Regions from separate parts of the Homo sapiens genome. Here region 1 is linked to region 2. A link is a loop called in an ENCODE intact Hi-C map of the cell type or tissue named here. Cell type or tissue: CD4-positive, alpha-beta T cell. All regions are shown on one strand. Each heading gives the region's core, and the rest is flanking DNA. Links, peaks and the distances in the headings are about the cores only. Region 1 has its middle 130 kb from the start of TENT5C. Region 2 has its middle 52 kb from the start of TENT5C.

Region 1 (16,634 bases), core at 5,766-13,765, 78 kb after region 2:
AAACAAGAAATGGGGAAAGGATTCCCTATTTAATAAATGGTGCTGGGAAAACTGGCTAGCCATATGTAGAAAGCTGAAACTGGATCCCTTCCTTTCACCTTAGACAAAATTTAATTCAAGATGGATTAAAGACTTAAATGTTAGACCTAAAACCATAAAAACCCTAGAAGAAAACCTAGGCAATACCATTCAGGACATAGGCATGGGCAGGGACTTCATGTCTAAAACACCAAAAGCAATGGCAACAAAAGCCAAAATTGACAAATGGGATCTAATTAAACTAAAGAGCTTCTGCACAGCAAAAGAAACTACCATCAGAGTGAACAGGCAACCTACAAAATGGGAGAAAATTTTCGCAACCTACTCATCTGACAAAGGGCTAATATGAAGAATCTACAATGAACTCAAACAAATTTACAAGAAAAAAACAAACAACCCCATCAAAAAGTGGGTGGAAGGATATGAACAGACACTTCTCAAAAGAAGACATTTATGCAGCCAAAAAACACATGAAAAAATGCTCATCATCACTGGCCATCAGAGAAATGCAAATCAAAACCACAATGAGATACCATCTTACACCAGTTAGAATGGCCATCATTAAAAAGTCAGGAAACAACAGGTGCTGGAGAGGATGTGGAGAAATAGGAACACTTTTACACTGTTGGTGGGACTGTAAACTAGTTCAACCATTGTGGAAGTCAGTGTGGCAATTCCTCAGTGATCTAGAACTAGGAATACCATTTGACCCAGGCATCCCATTACTGGGTGTATACCCAAAGGATTATAAATCATGCTGCTATAAAGACACATGCACACGTATGTTTATTGCGGCACTATTCACAATAGCAAAGACTTGGAACCAACCCAAATGTCCAAGAACAATAGACTGGATTAAGAAAATGTGGCACATATACACCATGGAATACTATGCAGCCATAAAAAAGGATGAGTTCATGTCCTTTGTAGGGACATGGATGAAACTGGAAACCATCATTCTCAGCAAAGTATCGCAAGGACAAAAAACCAAACACCACATGTTCTCACTCATAGGTGGGAATTGAACAATGAGAACACTTGGACACAGGAAGAGGAACATCACACTCCGGGGACTGTTGTGGGGTGGGGGGAGGGGGTAGGGATAGCATTAGGAGACATACTTAATGCTAAATGATGAGTTAATGGGTGCAGCACACTAACACGGCACATGTATACATATGTAACAAACCTGCACATTGTGCACATGTACCCTAAAACTTAAAGTATAATAATAATAAAAAAGAAAGAAAGAAAGAAAAAAAAAAAAAAGACAAAGAGGGACATTATATAATGATAAAAGGCCTTGTCCAACAGGAAAATATCACAATGCTAAATATATATGCACCTAACACTGGAGCTCCCAAATTTATGAAACAATTACTACTAGACGTAAGAAATGAGATAGACCAGCAACACAATTACAGTGGAAGACTTCAATATTCCACTGATAGCACTAGACAGGTCATCAAGACAGAAAGTCAACAAAGAAACAATGGATTTAAACTATATCCCAGAACAAATGGCCTTAACAGATATTTACAGAACATTCTACACAACAACCACAGAATATACATTCTACTAATGAGCACATGGAACTTTCTCCAAGGTAGATCATATGATAGGCCACAAAACAAGTCTCAATACATTTAAGAAAACCGAAATTATATCAAGTGCTCTCTCAAACAAGAGTGGAATAAAACTGGAAATCAACTTTAAAAGAAACCTTCAAAACCATGCAAATACCTAGAAATTAAATAACCTGCTCCTAAATGATCATTGTAAACTATGAAATCAAGATGGAAATTAAAAAATTATTTGAAGTGAACAATTGTGACACAACCTATCAAAACCTCTGGGATACAGCAAAGGTAGTGCTAAGAAGAAAGTTCATAGCTTTAAATGTCTACATCAATAAGTCTGAAAGAACACAAATAGACAATCTAAGGTCACACCGCAAGGAAATAGAGAAACAAGAACAAACCAAACCCAAGCCCAGCAGAAGAAAAGAAATAACAAATAACAGAGCAGAAATAAATGAAATTGAAACCAAAAAATAACACAAAAGATAAATGAAATCAAAAGCTGTTTCTTTGAAAAGATAAAATTGATAGACCATTATTGAGATTAACCAAGAAAAGAAGAGAGAAGATCAAAATAACCTCAATTAGAAACAAAACTATTGGGAGATATTACAACCAATACTACAGAAATACAAAAGATCATTCAAGGCTCTTATGAACACTTCTAGTTTATGTGCATAAACTAGAAAACCTAGAGGAGATGGATAAATTCTTAGAAATATTCAACCCTCCGAGATTAAACCAAGAAGAAATAGAAACTCTGAACAGACCAATAACAAGCAGTGAGATGAATTAAAATGGTAATGAAAAAATTGCCAACCAAAAAAAGTCCGGGACCAGATAGATTCATGGTTGAATTCTATCAGACATTCAAAGAATTGCTACCAATCCTGTTGACACTATTTCACAGGATCAAGAAATAGGGAATCCTCCTTAAATTATTCAATGAAGCCAGTATCACCCTAATATCAAAACCAGGAAAGGACACAACCAAAAAAGAAAACTACAGACCAATATCCCTGATGAACATAGATGCAAAAATCTTGTCTTGTTAAGACAAGATACTAGCTAACCGAATGAAACAGCATATCAAAAAGATAATCCACCATGGTCAAGTGGGTTTCATACCAGCGATTCAGGGATGGTTTAACATGTGCAAATCAATAAATGTGATACAAAAATCATACGATCATCTCAATAGATGCAGAAAGGCATTTGACAAAATCCAGCATCCCTTTATGATTAAAACCCTCAGTAAAATCAGCATAGAAAGGACATAGCTTAAAGTAATAAAAGCCACCTATGACAAATGCACAGCCAACATAATACTGAACTGGGAAAGCACTCCCCCTGAGTACTGGAACAAAACAAGGATGCAAATTCTTACCACTTCTATTCAATATAGTACTGGAAGTCCTAGCCAAAGCAATGAGACAAGATAAATAAATAAATGTCTTCCAAATCAGTAAAGGGGAAGTCAAACTGTTGCTGTTTGCTGATGATATGATCATATACCTAGAAAGTCCTAAAGACTCCTCCAAAAAGCTCCTAGAACTGATAAATGAATTTAGCAAAGTTTCAAGATACAAGATTAATGTACACAAATCAGTAGCTCTGCTATACACCAAAAGTGACCAAGCAGAGAAACAAATCAAGAACTCAGTCACTTTTACAATAGCTGCAAAAAAAAAAAAAAAAAAAAAAACTTAGGAAAATACCTAATCAAGGAAGTGAAAGACCTCTACTAGGAAAACTACAAAACACTGCTGAAAGAAATCATAGATGACACAAACAAATGGAAACACATCCCATGCTCACGGATGGGTAGAATCAATATTGTGAAAATGCCCATACTGCAAAAGCAATCTATAAATTCAATGCAATTCCCATCAAAATACCACCATCATTCTTCACAGAACTAGAAAAAACCATCCTAAAATTTATATGGAACCAAAAAAAAGTCTGCATCACCAAAGCAACACTAGGCAAAAAGAACAAATCTGGAGGCATCCCACTACCCAACTTCAAACTATACTGTAGGGGCATAGTCACCAAAACAGCATGGTACTGGTATAAAAATAGGCACATAGACCAATGGAACAGAATAGAGAACTCAGAAATAAAGCCAAATACTTACAGCCAACTGATCTTTAACAAAAGAAACAAAAATATAAAGTGGGGAAAAGACGCCATATTTAACAAATGATGCTGAGATCATTGGCAAGCCACATGTAGAAGATTGAAACTGGATCATTATCTGTCACCTTATACAAAAATCAACTCAAGATAGATCAAAGACTTAAATCTAAGACCAGAAACCACAAAAATTCTAGAAGGTAACATTGGAAAACCCGTTCTAGACATTGGCTTAAGCAAAGACTTCATGACCAAGAACCCAAAAGCAAATGCAACAAAAACAAAGGTAAATAGATGTGACTAAATTAAACTAGAAAGCTTTGGCACAGCAAAAGAAATAATCAGCAAAGTAAACAGACAACCCACAGAATGGGAGAAAATCTTTGCAATCTATTCATCCAACAGGGGACTAATATCCATAATATACAAGGAACCCAAACAAATAAGCAAGGAAAAAACAAACAATCCCATCAAAACGTGGGCTGAGGATAGACGATTCTCAAAAGAAGATATACAAATGGCCAACAAAAGTATGAAAAAATGCTCAATATTGCTAATGATTAGAGAAATGCTAATCAAAACCACAATGTGATACCACCTTACTCCTGTAAGAATTGCCATAATCAAAAAATAAAAAAATATATATGTTGGCATGGCTGTGGTGAACAGGGAACATTTCTACACTGCTGATGGGAATGTAAACTAGTACAGCCACTATGGAAAACAGTGCAGAGATTCCTTAAAGAACTAAAAGTAGAACTACCATTTGATCCAGCAATCCCACTAGTGGGTATCTACCCAGAGGAAAAGAAGTCATTATACAGAAAAGATACTTGCGCACCCATGTTTATAGCAGCACAATTTACAATTGCAAAAATATGGAACCAGCCCAAGTGACCATCAATCAACAAGTGGATAAAAACATTATGGTATATATATACCATAGAACACTACGCAGCCATAAAAAGAACAAAATAATGACATTTGCAGCAACCTGGATGGAATCGGAGACCATTATTCTAAGTAAAGTAACTCAAGAATAGAAAACCAAACATCATATGTTCTCACTCATAAGTGGGAGCTAAGCTATGAGGATGCAAAGGCATAAGAATGATACAATGGACTTTGAGGACTCGGGGAGAGAGTGGGAGGGGGGTGAGGGATAAAAGACTACACATTGGGTACAGTGTACACTGCTTGGTTGACGGGTGCACCAAATCTCAGAAATCACCACTAAATAACTTATTCATGTAACCAAACACTACCTGTTTCCCAAAAATCTATTGAAATAAAAAAATTTTTTTAAAAGTGCATTATGGAAACTTTATGATAATAAGCTTGAAAGCCTATATGAAATGAAAACATTTCTAGAAAAACAAGAAACACAAAAATTGATAGAAGGAAAAACTGAAATTTGAATAGACCAATAAACACGAAATAAAATGAAATGTAATCAAAGATCTCTCTGTCTAAAAATCTGTAGGCATAGGTGATGGTTTTCTATATGAATTTTACCAAATTCCCAGATGGCAGATAATTTCTATCTTAGATGAGTTCCGGAATATAGAAAAAGAATGAAAATTCTTCTACCATGAGGATTGTGTGTTCTTGTTTTCAAAACTGGATAAGAAAGTTCAGAAAAAAATATAGGGCTATTCCACTTTGAATATAGATGTGTAAGTCTAAATAAAATATTTGTTAAACAAATCCAATAGTGTATTAGGAAAAAAGTACATGATAATCATAAAATATGAGGAATGCAAGAATAGTTCAAAGTTAGAAAACTCTCTCAATATAATTTTCTATATTATGAAAGGAGACAATTACTTGATTATCTCAATGGTGCAAAAAAACACACTTGTTAAAACTCACCATTTGTTTGTTGAAAACTCTTCAAGTAATAGGAAGAGAATTTCCTCAACTTGACAGACATACCAAACCTTAATGTTATATATACCAATATATGATATAGTATATTTGTATAAAATGGTAACATTATACTTAATTGAGAAACTTCAGCTGCATCTTCTTTGCGATCAAGAATAAGACAAGAGGCCAACTGTCAACCACTGTTTAAGATATAACTGGAGGCCCTTGCCAACAATTTTAAGAAAGAAAAAGAAGTAACAGATATACAGTGGAAGGGAAGAAATGAAACTGCCACTCTGCAGATAATTTGATTTCCTACAGAGAAAAACTAACAAAATCAACAAATATTAAAACTTATATGACAGCAAGACTCAGATAAAAGATCACCTTGTAAAAATCAGTAGCATTTTTGATCATAAAAAGAAAAATAACAAGGTAGCTTTGTGGTCCAGGAGCAGGGAAGTGTCTTGCTCAAACCGATAAGTATAGACTTACACGACATGAAAATTAGGATTAACTCTACCCTCTGATCCTGAGGTCAAACCATCCAACGGGCAAATAAATATGGCTGAAAAGGGGACAAGGAGAGAGTGCAAGCTGGAGGGAAGTATTGGACCAAGGGAGAATTTTAAGATGGGAGAGATACAAGGGCATGTTACACTGATAGGGATGATGTAGTAGAAAAGGAGAGATTAATGATGGGGAAGAAAGAGAAAGGATTAACTAAGGGCCAAGATGAGAGGGGATGGGATCCACAGCCCAAATGGTAATGGTCTTTTGGCAGAAGAGACACATTTTCAGTTCTAACAGACAGGGGAGAAGGTGCTGGCACAAGAGCAGCAAAACCTTGATAGTGGAGACAGAAGGACAGAGCTCAGTTCTAGAGACTTCCATTTGTTCAATAAAATGTGAGTTGGAGTCGTCAGCTGAGAGTGGGTATGAGGAGATGCTGGGAAGAAGGGGTGGGAGTTTTGAGGTCAGAAATTAAGGCATGAAATAGTCTTAGGTGATATGATACACCACTCAGACTGGCTTTGTGAACAGAGAGCCTTGCCCTGGCAAGTGCTCAGTAAGAGCTTGTTGAATGACTGACAGCCGAGGCTGGGCAGAGTGTTTAGGGAGCTTGGGCTTGGAGGACAGAAGCAAAAGAGCACCAGATTTGGGGGCCAGAGACCTGGTTTATGGATCTGGTTCCTCCATGTCTCTTCTGCGGGTTCCTGTGAACTTCTTGGCATGAAAGTTGACCATAAGAACTGGGTCACTCTTGTCATACCCAACTAAAACAGAGTTGAGATGCCAGTGGGGGTAAGCACTCAAGGTACAAAACATTGATCCAACAATGTAATTCTCTGCAAGCCTGACTGCAGAAACTGCTTTTTGTAACCTGAAACCAGCTTTATCTACAGCTTCTGAGATAGCCTGCTTCTTGCTATCTAAGATAGACAGGACTAATTTTGCCCACAGTGGTTGCTCACCAAGTGGAGCTTACCATCTCCCCAAACCCTTGCTAGTGCCAATGAACTTTCTTAAAGGGCAATACACAACATTTCTCCTTTCTATAAAACCTCTAACCTTCTCTTTGTTCTTTGGGTATACCAAAGACAATCGAGGCTCATGTATGCCCCAAATTGCAATTCTTTCTTCCCAAATAAAACAGTATATTTAGAGATTCATCTCTACATTTTTATTTTGTAGACACTGAGCTTCAGTTTTTCTCATCTGGAAAATGGGAATGATGTTGCCCACTGCCTTCACCTCACAGAGCTGATGTGCAGATTATGGGCTATTTTCTGCTTGTCACCCCCTCCAGATCCTTTCTCACCCTTTTCTGTGCTGCTCCATGTCTTGCGGGGCTGAACTCCATGGGCTGCAGTTCCCGGGTTCCTTTGCCCTCTGGCTTCCCTTTGGGCTCCGCTGGTTGGAGGCCCCAGCAGCAGATGGGAGAGCAGAAGAGGACACAGCAGGCAGAGCACTCAACGCCCCACTTCCTCCCGGCCTGGCTGCAGTTCTGGCAGTGCCATGTTCCTCTGCAGCCACGACTCCTGTTAGGCAGCCCCTTTTCCATGGCACTAGTTTTCATGGGCTCAGCTAATACTCTTGCCTTCATTTGCCCATTCAGGCCTATGGGGTTAATAGCCCCTCCTGCTCCTCTCGTCCCTGGGCATCTCCTGTGACCCTGCCCAGATTTCTGTGAATAGTCCCTTCATTAAACTCTCATCGGTCTCCTTTGAGGGTGCCATCCCTTCCTGCCAGGCCTTGAATACAAGGACCGAGGACAGAAAGATAGTCCAGGCGCTGAGCAAGGTGAGATGCGTGGAGCCAGGGAGAGAGAGAACATGCACAAGGGGAAGGGATCAGCTGTAAAATCTGGCATGCTCTAACTCGAGAAGGAAGATTCTGCTGCTTCCCCGTGGCCTTGACCTCTCCTCACCATCAACTAGGGAGAATGTTCTGTTCTCTAGGGGCAGAGAAGGCCCAGATTCACACTGAGGTATAAGGAGGTCGCAGAAACCAAGCCTCCATAGTTCCACTGTACAGAGAGCTCGGGACACAGGTAATGGTAGGTCCTGCTCTTGGGCTCAAAGTGTTTTTAGAAGCCACTGACCTAGGCAAAGTTGCTCATTTTTCCAATAAAAAAATGGGCTACATATTCTTGCCAAGGACACAGCAACAAACCAACCATTGATAAGGGCAAGAAAAATCATTGATGAGACTAGTCACTCAATACATAAGTAGGTCTGCAGTTACAAGCCTATTTGATGCTGCCAGTTAGTAGCAATCCCTTCTGTTTATTCAGCATACCCTTTTAGGTTATGTCGAGTTCAGGGTCCCAGTTCTCTCATGTGCTGGGCAAGTCCTCTTCACCTCTGCTCATCCCCATTCCTTCCTTTACCAAGTGAGGAGCTTGAAGGCCATTTTGGTAACCTCACCCTGCTTGCCCTTGTTCTTTTCCCTGCATCCCCCAAATAAGCCCACTGGGCCAGTCCCTGGGCCAGGCCTGACAGTGTCTGGGTTTATGGTCTCTTCTTTCTCACCCTTGTGTCTCCCACACTGATGCCCACTGGGGCCGGCAGACCCAGCACCCAGGGGTTCTGACGTGAGCACTGCACCCCTTTGTCTTTCTGCCTCTCCTGCGTTGCAGCCAGCCAGACCCCAAATTGGTCCCCCTAGAGCAAGGCCTGTGTATTGGAATCAGGTAGACCTGATTTGTTCAAAGTTAACTCTGCCTCTGAGCCTCAGTCACCTGAGCAGTCAAGTGTAGGGCATCATAGCCGCCCCCAGGCTTGCTCTGGAGTGTCTAGCAAAATGTCTAGCATCCAGAAGGCAACTGATGAAGGAGAGGACCTCCTTTCCTTCATGCTGCGGGTCCTTCTGCTGTCTGGAAGCCTGAGTGCTAGGCCCTGCCCCTTGGATGAACATGCTGGTGAGCACAGTGATAGTGTCCTCACTGCACGATCTCTGGACCTCCCTGCCTCTCTCTCAGAGGATGACCACTGTACCTAGGTTAGGCTCATCCTCCACCCTGGCTCAAGCTTCCTTCCCCCTGTGCCTTCCTGTCTTCAACCTAAGCCTGCTGGAGTAACAATATCTTGGAGGCCCCAAATTCCACATTTCTTTGTTCACATGAGATAATGCAACTCTGCTTTGAGAGCTATAAAATGACTGCAAATATTTTGTAATCATTGATGACACAGGGTGGGATGCTTGATATTCTACAAAACTATATATATGGCATGTAAAGATGCAGTTTAATTCTGCATACATTTGACCTAGAGTTAATATACTAGCTATAATAATCTTCGAAGTCTAATAACAAATTATTTTATTGGACTATTTAGAATATTAAAAGATGTTTAGACAGGATTTGGATGGCCCAGTTCTCTTTAAAAAGCCATCCAAGGATGTTTGACCTGTTTTCATTTGATAAAATTTCCTAGCAGTGAAAAGACATTAAAAGTCATACCAGAGTCTCACATTAGAATTTGCTCCTGTGACTCCCTTTCAGGAGAGGAATTCAAACAGGGAGGGGCCAATGTGACGAGCAGCATTCCTCTTTCACTTTCATTTTGTGCTGTTTACTTTATAAAAGTTAGTGTCTACAGAGGCTAGGAGTTTGTCCGTGCTATTTTTATTCTTTTCTTTGTTTCCTGTATTTTAAAACATTAGGAATGCTATGTATTTTTAATAGTTGGTTGAGGTGTAATAATAAAACATACCTGTTTGATGAGTTTCAGCACATGAACACATCACCAAAACCATCACCATAATCAAAATAATGAACATATTCATCCCCCAGGCCCCCAATACCCACAAATTTCCTTGTTCCCCTTGGTAATACCTCCTTTTCACCCACCCTGACCCTCACATTTCAAACAACCACTGATCTGCTTTCTGTCACTATGTGTTATTTTGCATTTTCTAGAATTTTATGTGAATGGAAGCACACAGTGTGTACTCTTTTCTGTCTGGCTTCTTTCAGTTAGCCTAATTATTTTAAGATTCATTCCTGCTGTTGAATGTATCACAATGGTTTGTTCCTTTTTATTGCTGAAGAGTATCCCATTTTAGGAATATACCAGATTTGTTTCCAGTTTGGGGTTATTAAAGATTATTATAAATAAAGCTATGAACATCCACATATAAACCTTTATGTAGACTTTCTCTAGGGTAAATACCTAGGAATGGAATGGGTAGATCATGTGGTCAGTATATGTTTAACTCTTAAAAAGCCAAAATGTTTTCCAAAGTGACTGTACCATTTCACATTCCCACCAGCAATGTGTGAGAATTCCAGTTCCTCCATGTCTTTACCAACACGTGATATGGCCAGTGTTCTTAATTTTAAACATTCTGATAGGTACATAGTAGTGTCTTATTGTGGTTTTAATTTGCTTTCCCCTCATGGTGTGCAATAAAGTATCTTTTTATGTGCTTATTTGCTATCCATTATCTTTTTTGATAAAATACTTGTTCAAATCTTTTGCCTATTTTAAAAATTTTGTTTTCTTATTATTGAGTTTTAGAGTTCCTTTTATATCTGGATACAAGTCCTTTATTAGGTATGTGACTTTCAAATATTTTCTCCCAGTCTGTGGCTTTTTATTCTTTTAGTAGTGTCTTTTGAAGAGCAGACCTGACTGACTTTGACAAAGTCAGTTTCCTTTGTTGTTGTATCCAAGAAATCTTTGTCTAATCCAGTGTCACAAAGATTTTCCCCTAGATTTTCTTCTGGAAGTTACATAGTTTTAGATTTAGCTTTAGATCTTTTGGATCATTTAAATTTACATTATTTAGATCTTTATTATATATTTATATCTTTTAGACTTAGATCAGCTAGATCTTGAGTTAATTTTTGAATTAATTCTGAATATAGTGTGAGGTGTGGATTGAAGTTATTTGTTGTTTTATGTAGATATCCAATTGTTTCAGCACCATTTGTTGAAGAGATATTCTTTCTCCACTGAATTGTCTTTGCATTTTTTTGAAAATCAGTTGACCATATTTATTTGGATGTATTTCTGGATTCTCCATGGGATTCCATTGATCTATTTGTATATCTTGATGTCAATACCACATTGTCTTGATGACTGTAGCTTTATAATAAATCTTGAATCAGGAATGTAAGCCCTCCAATATTGTTCCCCTCTTCTTAAAATTGTTTTGGTTATCCTAGCTCATTTGTATTCTTATATAAATTTTATAATAAGCTCGTTAATTTTTACAAAAAAAGAAGCCTAATGGGATTTTGATTGAGATTATGTTAAATCTGTAGATCAATTTGCAGTGAATTGACATGTTAACAATATTGAATTTATTTAAAATACTTAAATAAAGAGAGAGATATAGCAGGCTCTTTCAATCTAGGAGCCTGGTATATCTCTCCATTTATTTAGGTATTTTAAATGTCTCTTTTCAACATTTTGTAGTTTTCAGAGTACACATATTGTTAAATCAGTCCCTAAGCATTTCATATTTTTATGCTAGTGTAAATGGTATTGTTTTAAATTTCCTTTATCAATTGCTTATTTCTAATACAAAGAAATGCCATTGATTTATGTATATTGGCATTATATTCTGCAACCCTGCTAAGCTTATTTATCATTTACAGTACCATTGTTGTAGATTACTTAGGATTTCCAACATAGATGGTTATGTTGTCTGTGAATAAATCTAGCTTTACTTCTTTTTCTCCTTTTTTTTTTTTTTCCTTTAAGACATGGTCTTGCTCTGTCACCCAGGCTGGAGCACAGTAGCACAATTACAGCTCACTGCAGCCTTGACCTCTTGAGCTCAAGGGATCCTACCTCAGCCTCCCAGGTAGCTGGGACCACCCATGGATGCCACCATGCCTGGCTATTTACTTTTTTAAATTTTTTGTAGTGATAGTGTCTCCGTATGTTGCTGGCTTTACTTCTTCTTCTCCAATCTGTATGCCTTTTATTTCTTTTACTTGCCTCATTGCATTGGCTGGGACCTCCACTATCATGTTGAATAGAAGTGGTAGGAATGGACATCCTTGCCTTTTTCACTGTCTTAGGGAAAAAGTATCCAGTCTTTCTATAGCAAATATAAGCCATAGGGTTTTGTTTTTTCCATAGATGCCCTTTATCAGGTTTAGAACTTCCTTTACATCTCTAAATTGCTGATAATATTTTTCCTGAACGGGTATTAATTTTTGTCTAATGCTTTTCCCATGTCTATTGAGATGATCGTATGGTTTTCCTTTTACATTTAATTTAATAATACAGTTAGCTACCTTGATTGGTTTTTTAATGTTAAGCCAAGTTTGCATTCTTAGGATAAACTCCACTTGGTCATAATCCATTATATTTTAACTTATTGTTAAATTTGATTTGCTTAAATTTTGTTTAGAAATTTTGCATTTATGTTTATGAGGGATATTGTTCTGTAGTTTTCTTGTTATATTCAGTTATTTTTAGGCAGGTTTAATAGAATCACTGTTTTCTCCATTAAGAAGGCAAAGGGAAATATTCTGAGTGTCTGAGAGGTCTGAGTGTGTCACTGACATCTGTAACATTTTAGAGCCCCAGATGTTCATACCAATATTTTATATCATTTTTATACATAAAGTTACACTAGTAAAGAAAAAGCAGAAAGGAAATTTCCCAAATTGTAACAGTAATTTCTCTTGGGTAAATTAAAGGTCTCCAGACATTTGAGGAAGTCCTGCAATAGAAAAGAGAGACATGAAAATAAACCAAGAAAATAGCTGGAGAAAAGAAAAACATTTATTTACTTACCGTTCTTTTTTTTATTCCTTTAAAATGAAATCCTTGTTGCAGAAAAAACTTTTTAAAACTTATAATTATTATTCTTCGAATGATTTTGAGACATATCAAAGCCAGCAAACAAGATCAGAATCAAATGAAAAAGGGACAATCATGGAACAGAAAGAAGTTATGGAAAATAAAAATATAGTTATTATAATGCAAATAAATGATTCTAATATTACAAAGTAGGTATATTAGTCTGCTAGGGCTACCATAACAAAATACCACAAACAGGGTTGCTTAAAGAACAGAAATGTATTTCCCACAGTTCTGGAGCCTGGAAGTCGAAGGTCAAGGTGTCTGCAGAGTTGGTTTCTCCTGAGGCTGCTCTCCTTGGCTTGCACATGGCCCTCTTCTTACTGTGTCCTTACATGGCCTTTCTTTTGCACATGCACATTCTTGATGTCTCTTCCTCTTCTTATAAGGACACCAGTCCTATTGGATTATGTTCCCACTCTTATGACCTCATTTACCTCAATTACCTTTTTAAAGGCCCTATCTCCAAATACAGTCACATTGGGGATTAGGGTTTCAACATGTGTATTTTTGGAGGACACAGACTGTCTATAACAATGCGGAATTGGAAAATACTGTCATGGTGAATGGAAAAGAAATAAAGTCATGAATACTTTATTTCATTCCTTTATTCAAGGAACTTAAAATACTGACAACTACATTGGAGGATCTAGATTGGCAAAGATGGAGCTAGAGACTTAAATCTCATCCAGGAGAGCAGAAAGTCAATGGGTATGACTCCAAATTGGTAAATTAAGAAATAGTGGTAGAGGCAGATTGTATATCCAGAATAAACAGTTAAAAGAGTTAAACGTGGTTATCTCTAGGAAGCATCAATAGAGGTGGGCAGTGTGTTGCTTTTCATTATAAATATCTCCTTACCATTCAGGCATGTTCATGTATTTGATTAAAAAATTAGCAAAAAGCACTATTACCAAAACAAAACAAAACAAAACTGTGGCCTCTCCATCTGTTCTGTTCTTTTTCTTCCAATTAGGTCCTTCTTCGATATTTCCAACAGCAGAGGCCACTTTTGCAACCCAGGACCAGGAGTTACAAGCTCAACTCTCATTCAGTGTTTCCGCTTTCCTCTCTATCCCTTTTTGGTTTTATTTTTGTGCAAATTTATTTCCACAACAGATTGTGGTTTCCTTCAAAGATTTATACATGGCTCACCTCCAGTGCCTTGACAATAACCTGGCACATGTAGATGCTCAGAGTATTTGCTTTTAGAACACAAGTCTTGTTAACCTTCTAGAGAACAGTTCTGCTCAGCATCACATCATCAGCTGTGTCCCAGCCCTTGGAACCAGTATAGAGAGAGCCTCATTAGAATCATTTTAAGGCAAAATGCTTAAATTTCTTTTATACATTTAAGAATGTGATACCAGCAAACACTATTGGGAATGACTGGGAGAACTCTTACCTACTTTACTAAAACATGAAGTTGTTAACCATATCTATATATCTCTCTATATATCTTCTGCTTCACCACATTCATCTATCAGTTTGTCCTCAGTGGGCCCTATCATCTGTAAAGCTTTGTGTCAATGCATAATTTTGTAAACTATGTTACTGTCCTCAAGATTACAAACTGTCCTCAAGTGTGGAAGTCAAGGTTGTTCCATAAATACAGAATTTATACTACAACAACTATAGAGAGTATACAGGTTCCTTTGCCTTGATAAAATTTATGGGTTTGCTTAAAACTAAATGAGAAGTTAATTTTTTGTTAAATAAATCATATTGCCTCGTTGCTTAAAACTAAATGAGAAGTTAATTTTTTTGTTAAATAAATCATATTGCCTCATCGCTTAAAACTGCTATCTCAAGAGATTTCTTTCCTGCATTTCTGATTTATGGTGACTTGATGGCAGTATTTGTGACTAGTTCTAAGTTTCCTGCCAGTCCCGCCTCTCCTGCAATCTGTAAACAATGCCCTGGTCATTCTGTTCCAAAAGGAATGCTCTGTGGAGGCTAGAGAGCCTTTGGGAAGGAAAATAGTCATTCTCTGCACAGTCTGTTTGGTGTGAAAGGTACTGAAGCACCTGGCCAGGGACTTTGGAGCAGGCGATCCTCTGACTTCTCCCACTGGGAGTGCTCCTACGCCTGGGTTTTCAGCATCCAGATGCTCAGATTCTCAGGCTATTTCCAGAGTCACACAGGAGCCAGATCAGGATGGTGGGAGAAAACAGTGGAGAGCAGATGATTTGCTCAGTATTCTCCCTGTGGGCGTGGGCTAAGTCTATGTACTTTATGATTCAAAAGATATTTATTGAGAACTTACACAGACCTTTTGGAGACTCCATAGCTGACCTTCTTTTCTGATTATTCCCTAGAACATGAGCTCTGCTGGTGAAAGTCTAGCTTCAGGCAGTCACATAAATACATACTTAGAATGCACTGTGTCCTGAGCAATAATCAAAGTAAGCATAAGATTCAGAAGCAGCTCATTAAATAAATAAGAGATTCTATTTGTGGAGGCTGAGAAAAGCAGGGGAGATCAGTGTTGCCCAGGGTTTTAAAGGATAAATAGAAGCTTGTCAAATAGATAAGGTGGAAGAAAATTCTAGAAAGTGGGAGCAGCCTGTAAAAATGAATATGATAGTGACCACATGGAATTTTAAGAAATATCTATTGTCTATTACCAGATCTATATACATTCCTGCATCTGCATTCATTTTATTTTATTTTTAATCTCCTTTTTTGATGTAAAGAAGACCTTTTATATAGATATTTGGAGTTGCGAAGCATTTTTTTGGAAAGATGAAAGAATTGCCCAGAGAACATTAAATTATGTACATAGCTTTAAATGACTCCAGTATTTTCCTGTCCTTTAATCTTTGTATTTTTTTATTTTTATTTTTAAAAGTTTTTATTTGCATAGGTTATTGGGGAACAGGTGGTGTTTGCTTACATGAGTAAGCTCTTTAGGGGTGATCTGTGAGATTTTGGTGCACCCATCACCCGAGCAGTATAGCTGAACACAATTAGTAGTCTATTATCCCTCACCTCCTTCCCACATTTTCCCCCTAGTCCCCAAAGTCCACTGTGTCATTCTTATGCCTTTGCATCCACATAGCTTAGCTCCCACTTATAGTGAGAACATAACGATGTTTGGTTTTCTATTCCTGAGTGACTTCACTTAGAATAATAGTCTCCAATCTCATCCAGGTCGCTGCAAATGCCATTAATTCATTCCTTTTTATGGCTGAGTAGTATTCCATCATGTATATATAACTATAGTGTCTTTATCCACTCGTTGATTGATGGGCATTTGGGTTGGTTCCATGTTTTTGCAATTGCCAATTGTGCTGCTACAAACATGTGACAAAAGAACATTGATTCTTTTTTGCATAATGACTTCTTTTCCTCTGAGTAGATACCCACTATTGGGATTGCTAGATCAAATGGTAGTTCTACTTTTAGTTCTTTAAGGAATGCCTGCACTGTTTTCCATAGTGGTTGTACTAGTTTACATTCCCACCAGCAGTGCAAAAGTGTTTCCTGTTCACCACAGCCACACCAACATCTATTATTTTTTTATTATGGCCATTCTTGCAGGAGTAAGGTGGTATCACACTATGGTTTTGATTGGCATTTCCCTCATCATTAGTGACGTTGAGCATTTTTTTATGTTTGTTGGCCATTTGTATATCTTCTTTTGAGAATTGTCTATGTCCTTAGCCTACTTTTTGATGGG
Region 2 (16,634 bases), core at 3,056-11,055:
TTAGAGGGGAGCAGAGTGCTGACCTGCCCCCACCAACACTCTTCACATCAGGGGTTCTGATAAGCCTGGTGGAAAATTTCAGCCACTCTTTTCAGGAAGATGTACACACATAACTTGTGCATTTGTGAGCCTGTTGGGGCTTTTCTAACCCCTCTTAGACCATCTAGGCACCTCTCCCCTACCACTCCTCCAGACCTCCCCCAGCTACAGGTTAAGAGATTTGCTGCTGTGCTGTGACTCCTCCATCCCAGACTCTCCTAGTGGGTGGGTTGGCAGGGGCAGGGGGTGGATGGGAAGAGACAGCTGGGCACTCCCCGTTTGAGTCCTCAATAAGATTGTCTCAGTAAGCTTTCTCCAAGTCCTTACTCTCTGGCTTTGGAAAGTTTCAAGCCTTTCCTAAGATTTTCCCGTTGTGGACACCTTTATGGTCACCTCCAACTCTAAACTCCTGATTCCACAGAACTAATTCAGTTCATGGGTTACCCTGAATCCCCTGTGCTACTCCTGTTCTGTGCCCCCATGGTCCCAGAGCCCAGAACCCCAATTTAGCTTCTTACATAATTCCACAAAACACCCTAAATTGTACGAGACATGGTGTTAATTATAGATGTGACTGTAAGTCTGTAGGAGGAGAGATTTATGTCATAGCATTCAGCGTTGCCAGATAACACCCAGGATACCCGGTTAAATTCAAATTCCAGATAAACAATGGATAATTTTTTTCATTGTATGTCTCTCCCTGCCTCCAACCCCCCATCCCTGAATTTTTTCCTAAATCTGGCAGCCCTAACAGCAATGCCAACAACCTTAAATTGCACGTTAGACATCCCTGGTCCTTGGTCTGCCCTCCATTGGGGATTTTTCATGGGCCATGGCCCCTCTGTCGTTCCCAGTGCCCCGCATCTCATTGGCTCTCTGCTCCCCCTCTCTGGTTTCCCTTCGCTCCGGTTCCTCTTTTGTCCTAGTGCAGGTTAGCTTGCATATCTTGCATATCCAAAACCATCCTGGCTCTGAGCACAACAAAAGGGCCTTTCATTCACCCAGATCTGCTCTCCTTCCAAGGTAGCTCCCTCTCTTACATAAATATCATATGATAAGACTCTTAAAGCAGGCCACCATGGTGACAGCAAGGCCTTGCCTTCCCCTCAGGATGGTCACACAGCTCCCTTGCAGGCTGTGATGTTCCTGGTAGAGGAGGTATGTGAGGCTGAACTATTCACACATTCAGTGCATAGTTATTGCATCGTATACTTAATAGGCCCTGGGTATAAAATGATGAATACAATGAGGTGTGGGGCATTGAGTGGTGAGTGAGACCTCAGGGCAGGGAGCCACAAGATCCTGTAGCTGGTTCAGGGTGGAGGGATACTTAGTGAGCTATGAGATCCCATAGGAAGGGTCAATCTCAGAGGGCTTCTTGGAGGGAGTGTCATTTCAGGCAGTCCAGGATGGATAAAAGGGACTTCACAGGCCAAGAAAAGGGGACAGATACTCATTCTAAGCAGAGAAAATATAGGTACAGGGAGTGAGAGAGAAGTTGGCATGGTGGGAAATGTACAGGTAAGGCCAGTAAGATGAGGCGGTCCTGAGGTTTGTGCTGAGGTTGGTGCACATCTGTTTGTTATATGCCCCTGCTTACAGCAGAAAGAGCTCACCTCCTTTTGTTCACACGTAAGTGACAGCAAGTGTATTTATTTCCTGTTGTCCTGTAACAAATTAGCACAAACTCAGCACTTTTAAGCAACATGCATTTATTATCTCATATATTCTGAGAGTCAGGAATCAGAGCACAGCTTAGCTGGGTTCTCTGCTTCAGGGTCGCTTTCAAGGCTGCAGTCAAGGTGTTGGTCAAGGCTGGGCTCTCATCTGAGGCTCGACTGTGGAAGAATCCACTTCCAAGCTCACTGATGTGGTTGCTAGTGGAATTCACTTCTTTGCAGATTGTTAGACTGAGGGCCAACACTGTCTGTCAACTGGAGACCACTCTCAGTTCCTCGCACATGGAGCCCTCTGAAGTGGCACTTGCTTCATTGAAGGATGCAAGCCAAGAAGGCAATAGAGAGAGTCTTTCAGTAAGATTGAAATTATAATTCATGTAATATAATTACGGAAATGACATCCTACCACCTTTGCAGTGTTCTTTTGGTTAAAAGCAAGTCATAGGTCCTGCCCACAGTCAACAGAGAGACAGACAAAGGGACCTACATGCCAGGAGGCAGGGAGCATTGAGAGCCATCTTAGAATCTGTCCACCAGGTTAAGCAACCGTGAGTTGTGTGAATATGTGATGGGGCATGGCTGGCAGTGATGGGTCCCTTTGGGGAGGGAAGTGCCATATTGGTGAGAGAGAGGGGCAGGGAGACCTACCCAGGACAGATTTGTGCAAACCCACATGCTGGTCTCATTGGGTTAGGGAGAGCTGGCCTTCTCTTAGCCACCCCTGCACAGAGATGACATTCTTTCTCTGGAAGAAGGCCTGATGCCTCTGAGTTGGCTTCCTGTTATGACAGGCCATGATGAATGGGCATAGGCCCCTTCATCCTAGTTTCACCCCTGGGGCCCTGTATACCTTGCCAAGGAGGTTGATAGGACATGAATTAGGGTAGTAGCCATAGGGATGGGAAAGAAAGACTGAAAAAGGATTTAGAAAGTAATATTGGATGACATATGACAGATTAGATGTGGAAGAAATGATGTGTAGGGAGAGGCGTGGGAATACGTTTCTGCAGTGGGAAATTTGGTAGACGGTGATGTCATTAACCAAGAGAAGAAAACATGGATAGAAGGTCTGGGGTCTTTGGTCATGCTGATTTCCAGAAGAGGATGCAGATAATTACCAGTATAGTTTCAGAGCTCCAGACCAGGAGGCCGGCTAGGGATGGACAACTGGGAATCACAGTGAGGAGATGGTAACTGGAGCCTCCTCTGTGGTGTAAAGCACCCAAGCAAGCAAGAGTCAGCCAGGACAGATTCCTTGAGGAGCATCTATCCAGGAAGAATTAGCAAAGGTGGAAAAACCGGAGAAGGCTGAGGAGTGGACAGAGAGGCGGGTGGAGAACCAGGACAATGCAATGTCCTAGGAGCCAGGGGAGGAGCGGTTGGCAGCATCAAGTCCTGTACAGACAGGCGAATGGATGCCGCACATCACTGTGACTTTGTAGAGTCAGGTGCAGGGAGCAGAGGAGACAAAGCCCTATCCCAGGGGGCTGAAGAGTAAATGGGAGACAATTTAAAGAAAAGGGACTAAGGCTTAGCAGGCAAAAGTGTGAAATTGGAGTGCTGGCTCCACAGGTTGCCAGCTGAGCGGCATCTAGGCAGGCCCTGGCCTCTTGGAAGAAGAGGGCACACAGCACCCCTCCTAGGGCTGTTGTGAGGTGTAGTGAGGTTGTGCCTGCCTGTGACAGCACAGGAGGAACAGCACAGAGCTCATCTCTACTTCTGCTCCTGCTCCCGCCAGTGTCTTCTTGAAAAATGGTCTTTTAAAACTATTGCCCTCCCCAGCTTACATGTTCCCTCAGTGTGTGGGATAACATTCACATTCCCTGCACGAGTTGGCCTCTACTTATCTCCCCATCCTCACACCCTCGCTCCTGTCCTCCTTGAACATGTGAAGCTCTTTCAAACCTCGGAGCCCTTCCCTGCAGAGTTTCCCCTGCGTGGGCCTTTCTTCCGACTTAGTTGTTGTCAGTCACCCTTCTGGGAAGTGATGGCTTAAATGTCATTTCCTAAATAATTCCTCTGGCTCCTGACCTGAGTTAGGCTTCCTGGCATCTTCTCCAGCACCTGGCACAGTTCCAGATGCATAGCAGGAATGCAAACAAATGCTCGTCCATGAATAAAGGAGAATACCAGCAACTGGCTGTGTGACCTTGGGCAAGTCACTTCACCTCTCTGTGCTTTAGAGTTTCCTCCTCTGTAGTAGGAAGTAGGACTATGTATCTCTAAGATCTCTTTCGGCTCTGGCAATCTTTGGCTCTTTAATGCTAGTGTCTGTACAGGTTTCTCATAAGGCTTCACGGAATAATGCAAGTGAGAGCCTTGTTGAATTGAAGGGGGAGGGGGAGGAGGCTAGGGAGCTTGGCAGAGGCAGCGGAGTACCCACAACGAGGCCCACTCACCCACTCATTTCCTCAGCCACCCACGGGGCCTGCAGTCCCCACGTGTAGCCTGATAGGCAGGGACTAGGGGACAGCCAGAATCAAAACCACAGCCTCCCGTTTTTAGTGTGTGGGCTTCAATTCGATGAGCTAGGGAGGAGACTTCTGGAGAAAAAATACTCTGTAGGGTCACATACACCCAGACAGTGTGGACACCTGCTACACACACATACCAATATGTGCATTTACAACTAATTACATACAAAGGAAAGCACACACACACCCAGAGGTGCACAAGCACACGGTCAATGCCCTGCAGAGCCCACCTGCAGCTCCCTGAGCCCAGGACAGCTCTGTTACCCTCTGAGTCTCTGGGTCAATCTTTACCCTTGCCCTCTGGGTCTTCCCTCTCTCAACAAACCCTGAGGCTGGGCACTGAGGCCTAGGGGATTCAGTGATTTTACTGATAAGGCTGAAAACAGGCAGGAAGGGAGGGTAACTTACAGTGCTCTCCGGATGTTACAGTATTTGCATTTCCACAGTCTATGTGTCTGAAAAAAACTGGGTTTAGTCTAGAAACTTGGTGGTACGCAGGTGTAGCTTTCAAGAGAACTGGGAAACAATGCTGTATGGAGATGGTAACCACTTGTGAGCTGGGTCAGTTTCACTATTTACTATACAGGCTGGCCATGATCTCATTGAACTCTCAGAAGTGCCTTCTGCACAGATAATTTATAGATGATGAAACTGAGACTTGGACATGTAAAGTAATTTGCCCAAGGCATGCAATTTGTAATTGGCAGATCTGGGACTCAGGGAGTAGGCTTCTGATTCCAAAGACAAGTGCTCTTACCACCCCTACCAGCTCAGCCTCTTGCCTCTGGTGTGTGCCCCTGCCCCCTCCCGCCTCTGGGCTCCACATTCTGGCTGCTGACTCCCTCACACATGGCCTGGTGGAGCCCCTACCCATGCTGAGTGGGGCTGGGAAAATGGTGAATTTTCTAGAAAATTGTGAAAGCGCTGCCTACGAGAATGGCTGCCTGGGACACTCCAGCTGCAGGCCCTGGGGCAGTGCCCGTTTGGAAGGTGCAGAGTTTTCTGGAGATAAGCAAACATGAGTCAGGAGAAAGCGACAAACAGCTCACCCCTGCAGATTGGCTGCCAGGACGTGAGATGATCATGCAACGTCAAGCTAACAGCCTCAAATCTTTTTGAAATCGAGTGCCCAGTTGACAGTTAAATCAGTCCGGAGACACAACTTCTCTCCCTCTCAAAACATATACACACACGCGCACACGCGTGCACACACACACGCACACACACACACACTTGATGTGGATTGTGGGACCAGAGCATTCAGGACTTTACAGCTCTAAAGGACCTTCGAGCTCATTGAGCTCTTGACCACCTTAATGTCAAGAATCGCCCAAAGTACCCATTTAAAAGACAAATTCTAACCTCAGCCCATTCCAGGTCTCCAGAATTCTAAGGGAATCTCTAAAAATCTTCTCAAGAAGCTGGATGTTTTACCAGGTTCCTGAGAGATTCTCATCACATCAGAGTTTGTTCCTTCAGGGTTTTGGAACACTGAATCTAGACTAACCCCTTCATTTTATAAGCAACATTTTAGTGATCTACAACATTTGTGTGAGCTGCGCAAAGCCACACAGCAAGTTGGCAGCAGGGCAAACGTGGATTCCCAGCACCGGGCCTCTCTGTCACACCACTCTTCTGACCACATAGAAAAGGAAGGATGGAAGGAAATCAGAGTTACTGAGCGCCTGCCATGGGTTGGGGCATGCTGGACAATTCAGTAGTAAGAGCAAAGGGAACCCCCTGGGTGCCAAGTGCTGTGCAGGGCACTTTTCCTGCTTTTGGAATTTAATACTTATAGTAGCTCTTGGCTGGGAATGGTTACCCTCCTCACGTGCGAGATGAGGCAATGGGCACACAGGGGCTGGGCACTTCTCAGGACCCAGAGGCCCCAAGAGCTAGAGGCAGAATTTGAAGCTGGACCTCAGCTGGAACCTTGAGAGCCCAGGCTCTGAAGCACTGTGCTGCGTCAGCTCTCAGAGACGCACTTGATTCTGTTGCTGATTTCATCAAAAGCTCACAGAAACCTTGTGATGTAGGCGGCGTCTTGTAGAGTTGAAGAAGCCAAAGCCCGGGGTGACAACAAAACCTGCCCAAGATCACACAGCCAGCAAACCATGAAGGCAGATTCAGCCCGGGTCTATCTTGTGTCAAACCCACACACTCCTCACCACATGTGGCGGTTTCGGAAGCTCCTTCCTGGGGCTCCAACTACAGACTACCTCTTCTGACAGTCTCACCCCCGCTGTCCCAGCTCGAACCTTCACCCTCTTTGGGCAGTCTGCATCTGGGGGCCCCCTCACACCCAAGTGCTACTGTGTTTACACTTCTGTTTGTTCCTGAATTCTCTTCTGACCCTCAACTGCTTTGAAGTTCTACAGCCAGGCTCTGCACAGTTTTTGAAAAGCGGAAGACAGTAAATCTTGCAGGCTCTGGGGTCCAGACCATCTCTGTTGCGACCACTCAGCTCTGCCCTTGCAGTGTGTTTAGTTCAGCCATAGACAATTCGTGAATGCGTGAGCATGGTTCAGTACAGCTTTAGTTCATGAGCTGTTGTTTGCCCATTCCGATGTTCTAGAAGAATGCTGGGGATTTGAAATGCTGAAATTTTCGAATGCTGAAAATCCATTCGAGCAGATTTTTATTTGATTCTGCTCTTTATGGGACAGAAGACAAGTCTGTTTGGGAAGGCATGTGTTTGAAAAGAGCCTAAAGGTGTCTGACCATTGAGACCCTAGTGCCTAAAAATCTGGAAGAGACTGCCTAGTTCTCAGGGAATGTTCCTTCCTTCCTTTATTCATTCATAGACTAGTTTGGAACACCCGCCATGTGACAGGCATCGTGTTGAGCCTTGGTGAGACAGACAGGCAAGTCTTTGCAGAGCTTATAGCTCAGTTACTGCTGGGGCTGCCAATGTGATGACTAATAGCAAAGAGTGTAAAGAAGGACACGACTTAGTTGGGGGCTGGGGAAGACTTCCCAGAAGAAGCAATGGGTAAGCTGATTCCCCTGACTGGGAATCCAAGTGAGGGCAGAGACAAGGTACAGTGTAATCAATGCAGGGAAAGAAACATCAGGTGACAGGCTTTTACATGCCATTTTTAGAGAATATGTGCACTGCTGTATTGACCCTTTTGGGAGGGTCTGATTCTTTTAGACAACAGGAACATCCGCTTTTCCCACTGGCAGATGGATCAGGCTGTTGATCCTGTTCTGTGATCCAAATGGCTCAGTCTCCATACTGGGAGATGGGGAAGGTATAGCTGATGTTTTGTGTGAGTCGGTGAATTGTCACAGAAGTAGACAAAACCATGCAAAATTTCCATTTGTTTCTTTGGATTTACCTCTGAGCCGAGTCTCTCAGATCATTAGAAAAAAAAAAAAAAAACACCCCAGATCACAGAGTCTAATAGATAGAATGTTATCTTTAAGGCAACGCTTAAAACTCAATGTTCGTAATGTAATATTTATTTAAAACAAAATAGCTTAACTGTTTTTTTTTAAACGAAAAAATCTTACCTAATTAGTTCCTTGTTCTTTTGGCCCAAAAAAACTCAATTTTACTTTGTTAAAGAAAATATAAGAAATACCAACTACATGAGAAAGTTAAACTGATGTTTGATTCAAATACTAATTATTTTTATTTTTTAATTTTTAAAAAATTTTTTTCACAAAATTATTCACTCATTTTATACACATTTTTGAGCTCATACCATGTGCCAGGCATTGGGCTACAAAGATGAAAAAGACATCAATCCATTTTTATTTTTCAATATATTTCCCAGAACTTGTGTCATCTTAGGAGTGTCCGTGCTGCTGATTGGGCTCAGGGCACAGGTGCTGCTGGATGGTGTTTGGTGCTTTATGTGGTAACCTATTTCCCCAACAGGACATCATGGCTGCCAGGACGAAAGCGTATGCCAGTGGGCTGCATTGACCATGTGGCTTTGTGCATGTTTGGGGATGATTACAAGGATAATAGAGAGCATTTGGGGGACATTAGTGGCAGCACAGCACAAATGAAGCCAGTGCGTGGCCTGTCTCCTCCTTGCACGGTGCTTCTGGCTTTCTGCTGGTTAATACAAGATGCCATGGATAGATGCTCTTGGCAAATGTCCCTTGGGCTGCTGGCTGTTCACATTGCCCTTGAAATCTGAAATACACACCCTAGGGATTGAAAACTGCTGGAGGCTTCATGTTCATGGAGGGAAGCTGAGCTGTATTGGTGAGAGGAATGGCTGAAAATAAGTCCCTAGAGTAGCTTGGTGTGGAGTTTCTAAACAATTTCACATCCAGCAGGTTCCAGGAAGGGCACAAGGCTACCCAACCAGGTCAATGAAAGGAGGCCATTTGTTGAGTGAGGATGGGAAGGGATGGGCACCAAGGAGGGGCCTGCTGTGTGTGTGTTTGAGGGGGTGTGGGATGCAGAGGGAGGGGGAGGTACACCAGCCTGCAGTCTTGCATGACAGGGACTTGGAGAAGGGTCTCAAGGTCCTGATGTGAAGAGGATTGAAGCTGGCCTCAGAGGAAGCTAATCGTGGCATGAAGGAGACCCTGTGCTGGGGCCTCAGTGTGTGTTGTGGTTCTGTGGGGACAATTAGGGTTTCTGGGTTTCCTGAGCTGCAAAGCATCCTGCTCTCAACACCAGTGCACCAGGTGGCCCACGTCAGCGAGGCAGGAAGGAAAGGGCCCTTCACCCTTCCAGGTGTCTGTTTTACCCCCAGTTGTAGTTTCCAGAGCTCCAGGAGGTTTTTGCTTATGCCTAGTTTGCTGAACTTAGTACAGGAGGAGCCCATCCTGTGCATGTACCAACTACCAGGTTGGCAAATAGGTTTCATCCTGAGTGCCAATTCTGGTCAATGCAGGAGCTTCCTGGAGGACTTTGCTGAGACAGAATTCTTAGGCCACCTCTGGCCCTGCAGGAAAGAGGCTGTGATCAATTATTGATCCCTGCCAGGGATATGCCACCAACTTACCATCTCTATGACTCAGTTGTATTTCCCTAGACCCACTTGTGTAGACCCACGTGCTACCTAGACCTATGTGTGCAGTCTTGTGGGCACTCCATAAATACCTGTGAATGAAATTTAATCTACCTAGAGTGCCTCTCCTCTTGAGTGTCCAGTAGATTCTGTACTTCCTCAGATGGCTTAGCAGGTGAAAAGGGGAATATCCCTTTCGAGTTATCCTTGGAAACCTTATTGTTGGGCAGAGCAGGAAGGATGGGGTAGATGCCTTCATTCATTCTGCAGCTGTTTATTGAGTGTTCACTGTGGGCTGAACCATGGAGGCTGGGTGCTGGGGATACACAGTGTGTGCTGGAGCTGGGGACAGACTTGAGGCCCCCTCTCTCTGCTGAGGTAGAGAGCAGCGAAGGCACCTCACTGCTCAAAGGAGTCAGAGAAGTCTGTGCTTCTCAGTGGCTGAGGGGCTGGGGAGGAAGTCCTCTGCCAGAGCACGGGAACCTTGGCCTCAGGCCTGACAGGTGGCCCTTTTTACCACTGTTCTGCAGGCCTCCTGGGCTCCCTCTGGGGATGCTTGCAGCTTTCACTGAGCCAGTAAGCTCTTCTCTCGCCTGTGCACACTGGCAGAGGACTTGAAGTGCTTCCCAAAAATAAGCTGGTTGCCCCCGGGTCCTGCTAAGTTCTGGCAGTTCCAGAAGAAGCAGATAAAGAATGCAGAAGGTCCTCTGCCTTCAGTCTACCAGGTTGTCTCCCCTCCCCTCAGCCAGCCCCTTCCAAAGCCCACTGGGTAGGTCTGGTTTCTCATCCTCAGCACATGCAATCGTTAGATAAGAATGTTCCAAGAACCTGACTAGCAAGAGTTTCATTACCACTCATTTGGGTAAGTCATGATGTGCCTGTCCTTGTGATCAGCTCCTAAAAGCTCAGAATTTGCCATTTCATGCACTTAAAATGGTTAAAGAAGTGTTTTTGGGAAAACGCAGATGTTAATATTTCAAGTCACATAATAACTTTACAACTATCTTGTAAATACAAGTAGGAGCATTTTTGGTTTCATTTTGTATTCCGTTTACTGAAAAATTAAATAAATTAAAATCTTACCTGTTGAAACATGTATATGTGGATCTGTTCATGCACATTTATACCCTCATGTGTATAAGGAGCCACCATCACATGTGCTTATGCAGATGTCCATGTGTGAGTGTGCAGCGTACACACACACACACACACACACACGTCCTCATGCCCACACGCTAGCCTTTTGTTCTAGTTTCTGATCTTCTGTTATGGTTAGTTTGTAAAGAATTGTGTGTCCCACAACGTGAGGCTTGGAGACATAAGTGTTAGCTGCTACATCTCCTTAACGTATTTTTGTTTTCTCAATCTTCCTTTCATTACTCTAGATATTTGTCATACATTCAGTTACAAATTCATGGCCATCCAAAAGCTTCCCCAGGTATGTGTCCTTCTTCCTGCTTCTGGAGGCAGAGTGGTGTGGCAGGATGAGCATGGCCTTTGAAGTCACTCATGTCATTCACTGGACATGAATGATAAGCTGTGTGACCTTGGGCAGAGACTTAATCACTGGAGTCTCAGTCTCCCAATTAGTAAAACAGTGGTATGGCTGGGCACAGTGGCTCATGCCTGTAATTCCAGCACTTTGGGAGGCTCAGGCAGGCAGATTACAAGGTCAAGAGATCAAGACCATCCTGGCCAACATGATGAAACTTAGTGCCTACTAAAAAAAAAAAAAAATTAGCTGGTCGTGGTGGCACATGACTGTAGTCCCGGCTACTCGGGAGGCTGAGGCAGGGGAATCACTTGAACCCGGGAGGCGGAGGTTGCAGTGAGCTGAGATCGTGCTACTGCACTCCAGCCTGGTAACAGAGCGAGACTCTGTCTAAAAAAACAAAACAAAACAAAAAAAACCCAAACCCCAAAAAACAAAAAACAGTGGTATGCTGATGCCTGCCTCATGAGGTTGTGGTTAGGATGAAAAGAAGTGACATACATGAAATCAATGCTTCCTGCCTGCCACATGGGAGGGACTAGCCTCTTTCCCTCTGTAACCAGTAGGATAACTTCAATACTGTAGAGTAGAAGGGAGCCATAAAGGTCATGACCACCCCCACACCTGGCCTTCTCCAATCCTCTTAGTACCCCACACATAGAATCAGCACCAAGTATCAGCCAGGAGCAGGGTTGCAAAACCCTATTAGATTGAAGCTTCTGAATGTACAGCCCAGTCCTGACCAGTTCTAGGGATTAGGAAGGGAGTTACTTCTGCAGCAGGGAGCTCATTTCACTATCAGCAACGTCAGGTACCTGGAAAATACTTTCTGAAAAGACTGGACAAGAACAGCCAGGGAATGGGTTGGGAGGTGCAGGTGACAGCCTTTGGAAAGGGAAATGACCTGCAGAACCACTGTTGGTGCCTATATTTGTTCCTGGGATCAAGAAGAGCACAAGATTCATCCACTGAGATTCCTTACTTGCTGCTGCATGTTGCCAACAACTTTTTCTGCAATTACAAACTGAGAACATGTGGCATGGTCTGGACATTTGTCCTCTCCAAATCTCACGCTGAAATGTGATTCCCAGTGTGAGGTGGGCCCAGGTGGGAGGTGATTGGATCATGGGGGTGGATCCCTCATGAATGGTTTAACACCATCCCTTTGGTGATGAGTAACTTCTCACTTAGCTAATTCACATCAGATCTAGTTGTTTAAAAATCTGGGACCTTCCCCTTCACTCTCTTGCTCCTGCTCTTGCCATGTGATGTGCCTGCTCCTGATTCACCTTCTGCCATGATTGTAAGCTTCTTGAGGCCTCACCAGAAGCTAAGCAGGTGTTGGTGACATGCTTCTACAGCCTGCAGAACAATGAGCTTTTGTTTATAAATTACCCAGTCTCAGGTATTTCTTTATAGCAATGCAAGAACAACCTAATACAGAAAATTGGTACAGAGGAGTAGAGCTGTTATTAAGAGACTGGAAAATGCAGAAGCAACTTTGGAACTGGGTAACAGGCAGAGGTTGGAAGAGTTTGGAAGGCCCAGAAGAAGATGGGAAAATGAAGGAAAGTGTAGAACTTTTTAGAGACTTGTTAAGTTGTGGTGACCAAAATGCTGATAGAAAAATGGACAGTGAAAGCCAGGCTGAGAATGTCTCCGATGGAAATGAGGAATTGTTGGGAACTGAATTAAAGGTCACCCATGTTATGCCCTGACAAAGAACTTGGCTGCATTGTATTCATGCCCAAGGGATCTGTGGAAATTTGGTATTAAGAGTGATGATATGATATAGGGTGTCTTGCAGAAGAAATTTCTAAGCAGCAAAGCATTTGAGAGTAGCCTGGCTGCTTCTAACAACCTGTGATCAGATGCGGGAGCAACAAAATGCTTAAAGTTGGAACCTATATTTAAAAAGGAACCAGAGCATAAAAGTTTGGAAAATTTGCAGCTTAGCTATGTGGCAGAGAAATAAAAAGCCTTTTCAGGAGAGGAATCCAAGCAGGCTGTGGAACAACCACTTGCTAGAAATATTAGCATGACCAAAAGGAAGCAAAGTGCTAATTTCCAAGACATTGGGAAAATGCCCTGAAGGCATTTCAGAAATCTCTGAGGCAGCCCTCCCATCATAGGCTCAGAGGCCTAGGAGGGGAAGAATGGTTTCTGGGCCAGACCCAGGGCCCCATTGCCCTGTGCAGCCTCAGGACCCTGCTTCCTGCATCCTGGCTGCTCTGGCCCCAGCTTTGGCTCAAAGTGCCCCAGACACTCCTTGGGTGGCCACTTTGAAGCGTGCAAGCCACTGCTAGCCTTGGTGGCTTTCACATGGTGTTAAATCTGCAGGCGCCTGGAATGCAAGAGTGAAGGAGGCTTGGCAGCTTCCCCCTAGATTTCAGATGATGTATGAGAAAGCCTAGATGTTGAGGCAGAAGCCTACCACACGGGCCGAGGCCCCACAGAGTAACTCTACTAGGGCAATGTGGAGGAGTAATGTGGGGTTAGAGCTCCCACAAAGACTCCCCACCAGGGCACTGCCTAATGGAGATGTGGGAAGGGGCCCACTGCCCTCCAGATACAAGAATGGTAGATTCACCAGCAGCTTGTAACTTCTTCCTGGAAGAGCTGCAAGTACTCAACTCCAACCTGTGACAGCAGCCACCATGGGTTGTACCTTGCAAAACACAGTGGCAGGGTACACCTTGGGAGCCCACCTCTCACACCAGGATGCAGGATATGGAATCAAGGATTGTGTTGGAGCTTAAAGATTTAATGCCTTCCCTGCTGGGTTTCAGACTTGCATGGAGCCTATTACCCCTTTCTTTTGGCCAATCTCTTCCTTTGGGAATGAGAACGTTTACCTAATACCTGTACCACTCCTGTATATTGAGAGTATAAATCATTTGTTTTTGATCTCACAGCTTGTAGGTGGAAGGAACTCATCATCATAGGTAAGACTTTGGACTTCGGACTTGAGACTTGTGAGTTAATACTGGAACAAGTTAAAACTTTGGGCGACTATTGCAAAGGCACGATTGTGTTTTGAAATGTGAGAAGGATGTGAGATTTGCGGGGGGCTGGAGGTGGAATGATATGGTTTGAATATTTGTTCCCTCTGAGTCTCATGTTGAAATGTTATTCCCAGTGTTGGAGGTGGGGCCTAGTGGGAGGTGACTGGATCATGGGTGGATCCCTCATGAATGGTTTAGCACCTTCCCCTTGGTAATAAGTGATTTCTCCCCCAGTTAGTACACAAGAGATCTGGTTATTTAAAAGTCTGGGACCTCCCCACTCTTGTTCTCTTGTCCCCTTTCTTACCATGCAAAATGCCTGCTCCTGCTTTACTTTCTGCTATGATTATAAGCTTCCTGAGGTTCTCACCAGAAGCTTAGCAGATGTTGGTGCCATTCTTGTACAGCCTGCAGAACCATGAGCCGATTAAACCTCTTTTGTTTATAAATTACCCAGTCTTGGCTATTCCTTTATAGCAATGCAAGAAAGGACTAATACAACATGGAATGTATTTTCTTTTTCCTCTGATTATATTATCTGGGCACTACCGTGGATCAAAGCCGCAGTCATGACCTCATCATGTTGCTTCTGGGCGACAACTAAACAAATTTAAATATGAATTTAAAGCACACACATTTCTAGAAATCCAGTGTCAGAAGCCTTAAATATCAACTATTTATGTGAGTAGTCATCAAGCGTCTGGTTTGTGACGACTTTTGCACTGTTTTGTCACTATCTGGTGGCTTACAGGAAACCTCCCATTCTACGTGGTTGAAGAAAGAAGAAGTGACACCTTGATGTTTTTCTCAGAAGCTATGGTTGGGGACCTCCCCCTGAAAGCATGCAGATAATTAGTCATCTTGGAGACTATTTTTTAGTACAAGGTAGTCACAGGAAGGCCATGTGAGTACGGAAAGTTATGAGGCTTTGATTCTAATCCCAGTGCACCTTAAATGTCTGTGGGATCTTAGGAAAAATCACCCTTTCTGAGTCCCAGTTCTCTCAGATGTAATAAGAGAAGGTAGATAGAATGCTACCTAAGGGATTTTTTTTTTTGTCCTGACATTTTGTGATTTTTTTTTCACACACAAATAGAGGATGATATTTTGTGATTTTAATATAACCACAAAACTTACAGATCTGCAGAACTTTAGTCTATATCCTCATCACCTTCCTATAGAGCTGTGAGGAGATTCTTCTAACAACTCAATGTCTCTTCCTAGGTCAGTCTTTCTGGAGTGGTCCTTGGGCCTTTCAATACCCGAGTGTTCCTTCTAAAAGATACAACTAATGCCTTTTTCCCTTAAAAAAAAATCTTAATTGGAAACGATTTACCACTTTTCATCTTAACTATGGGTGGCATTTTTCTATTTCTTCACATGTCTAGTAATTTTTTTTTTTTTTTTTTGAGACAGAGTCTTGCAGTGTCACTAGGCTGGAGTTCAGTGGCACGATCTTGGCTCACTGCAACCTCCACCTCCCAGGTTCAATTGATTCTCCTACCTCAGCCTCCCGAGTAGCTGGGACTACAGGCACGCACTACCATGCCCAGCTAATTTTTGTATTTTTAGTAGACACAGGGTTTCACCATGTTGGCCAGGATGGTCTCGATCTCTTGACCTTGTGATCTGCCCACCTCGGCTCCCAAAGTACTGAGATGACAGGTGTGGGCCACCGCGCCCGGCCTGTTCAGTAATTTTTTATCGTGTGCTAGACTTTGGTGGATGATACTTTGTAGGGAGCCTGGATTTTCTTGTCTTCCTTTAAATGGTGGTGAGCTTTGTTCTAGCAGACAGTTAAACTACTAGCACATCTTTTTGGTCCTGTTAGGCTTGGTTTTATTCTTTGTTAGGGCAGGTCTATTTCTGTTTTGAACTTAGTCTTAGGGCACGCCTCTTAACCCTAGAATGTGTTCCCTGCTTTTAAAGTGTGGTCTTTCTTGTATCACCACTGAAAGCCTGAAGTGCTCAGTGAGGTTTCTCCACTCTGCCTGGAACTCTAGAGTCTCCAATATTGCATCATCTCTAGAATTACTGTCCGCTCTCAGCTCTGCGACTGGTGATCTTTGCTAAGCAATGGTCTCACCCAGTACATATATACTTTAACCCTGGATCAAGAATACTTATCCAGATTTCTCCCCCCATCCCCTAAAACACGTACACCATGTGCAGTTCCCTCTTCCTTCTTTCCCTGCCCCACACATCCCAGCTGCTTCAGCAGCCCAGAACTTCACTTCTGCCACCTCAGTTCAGCTTGAGCTCTACCTCAAGAGCTCAAGGAAAGAAAACCTCCCTAGACAGAAAGCCAGGCTGATCATGTGACTTACCTTGTATGTTTCTCTTCTCTCAAAAATCACGGGGCCCTGCACTACCTGCCATTCAGTGCTTGAAAACATCATCTCATGTATCTTGTTTGATTTTATGATTGTTTTTGACAGAAGGGCAAGTCTAGTACTAGTTAGTCTGTCATCCATTGAGAACTAAATCCCCATATTTCACAGCAAGAAGTTTGTACATAACACCTAAAACTGAATATTTTTATTTTTTGAGACAAGGTCTCACTCTGTCGCCCAGGCTGGAGTGCAGTGGCACAAACATAGCTCACTGCAAACTCAACCTCCCTGGCTCAAGCAAGTCCTCCCACTTCAGCCTTCTGAGTAGCTGGGACTACAGGTACAGGCGTGTGCCACCATGCCAGCTAATTTTTGACACGATCTCACTATGTTGCCCAGGCTGGTCTTGAACTCCCGGGCTCAGGTGATCCTCCCATCTTGGTCCCCCAAAGTGCTGGGATTACAGGCAGGAGCCACCACACCCAGCTAAAGCTGAATAATTAAGAAACAACCATATAGGCACATTTTCAATATATACAGGTAATCTGTAGACAATCCAATGTCAGAAATAGTCAAAAGTAATTCTGTCTACTTTGCAATTGGGACTGGCTGGGGTGAGGGATGGGGCTGGGT

What was found. Peaks named below come from ENCODE experiments on the same cell type or tissue, not always from the same donor. Only the 100,000 strongest peaks of a DNase experiment are listed, where the experiment ranks them.
Region 1: it touches region 2 in a loop (2.5-fold over the local background); 5 of 110 quality-filtered maps call a loop at or near these places.

What each region holds. Positions count from the first base shown.
Region 1 is chr1:117,725,553-117,742,186 of GRCh38, forward strand. No RefSeq gene overlaps it. Among named protein-coding and RNA genes, the nearest start is that of TENT5C, 130 kb to the left of the region's middle. In CD4-positive, alpha-beta T cell, for the core only: no CTCF peak of the experiment used is centred there; a DNase peak (open chromatin) is centred at 9,669; H3K4me3 peaks cover 767 bases; H3K27ac peaks cover 623 bases.
Region 2 is chr1:117,650,095-117,666,728 of GRCh38, forward strand. No RefSeq gene overlaps it. Among named protein-coding and RNA genes, the nearest start is that of TENT5C, 52 kb to the left of the region's middle. RefSeq lists enhancers at 4,919-5,078, 5,897-5,966, 6,117-6,226, 6,587-6,726, 14,154-14,393 and 1 more. In CD4-positive, alpha-beta T cell, for the core only: no CTCF peak of the experiment used is centred there; DNase peaks (open chromatin) are centred at 4,127, 6,287, 7,087, 8,817 and 2 weaker places; H3K4me3 peaks cover 986 bases; H3K27ac peaks cover 1,502 bases.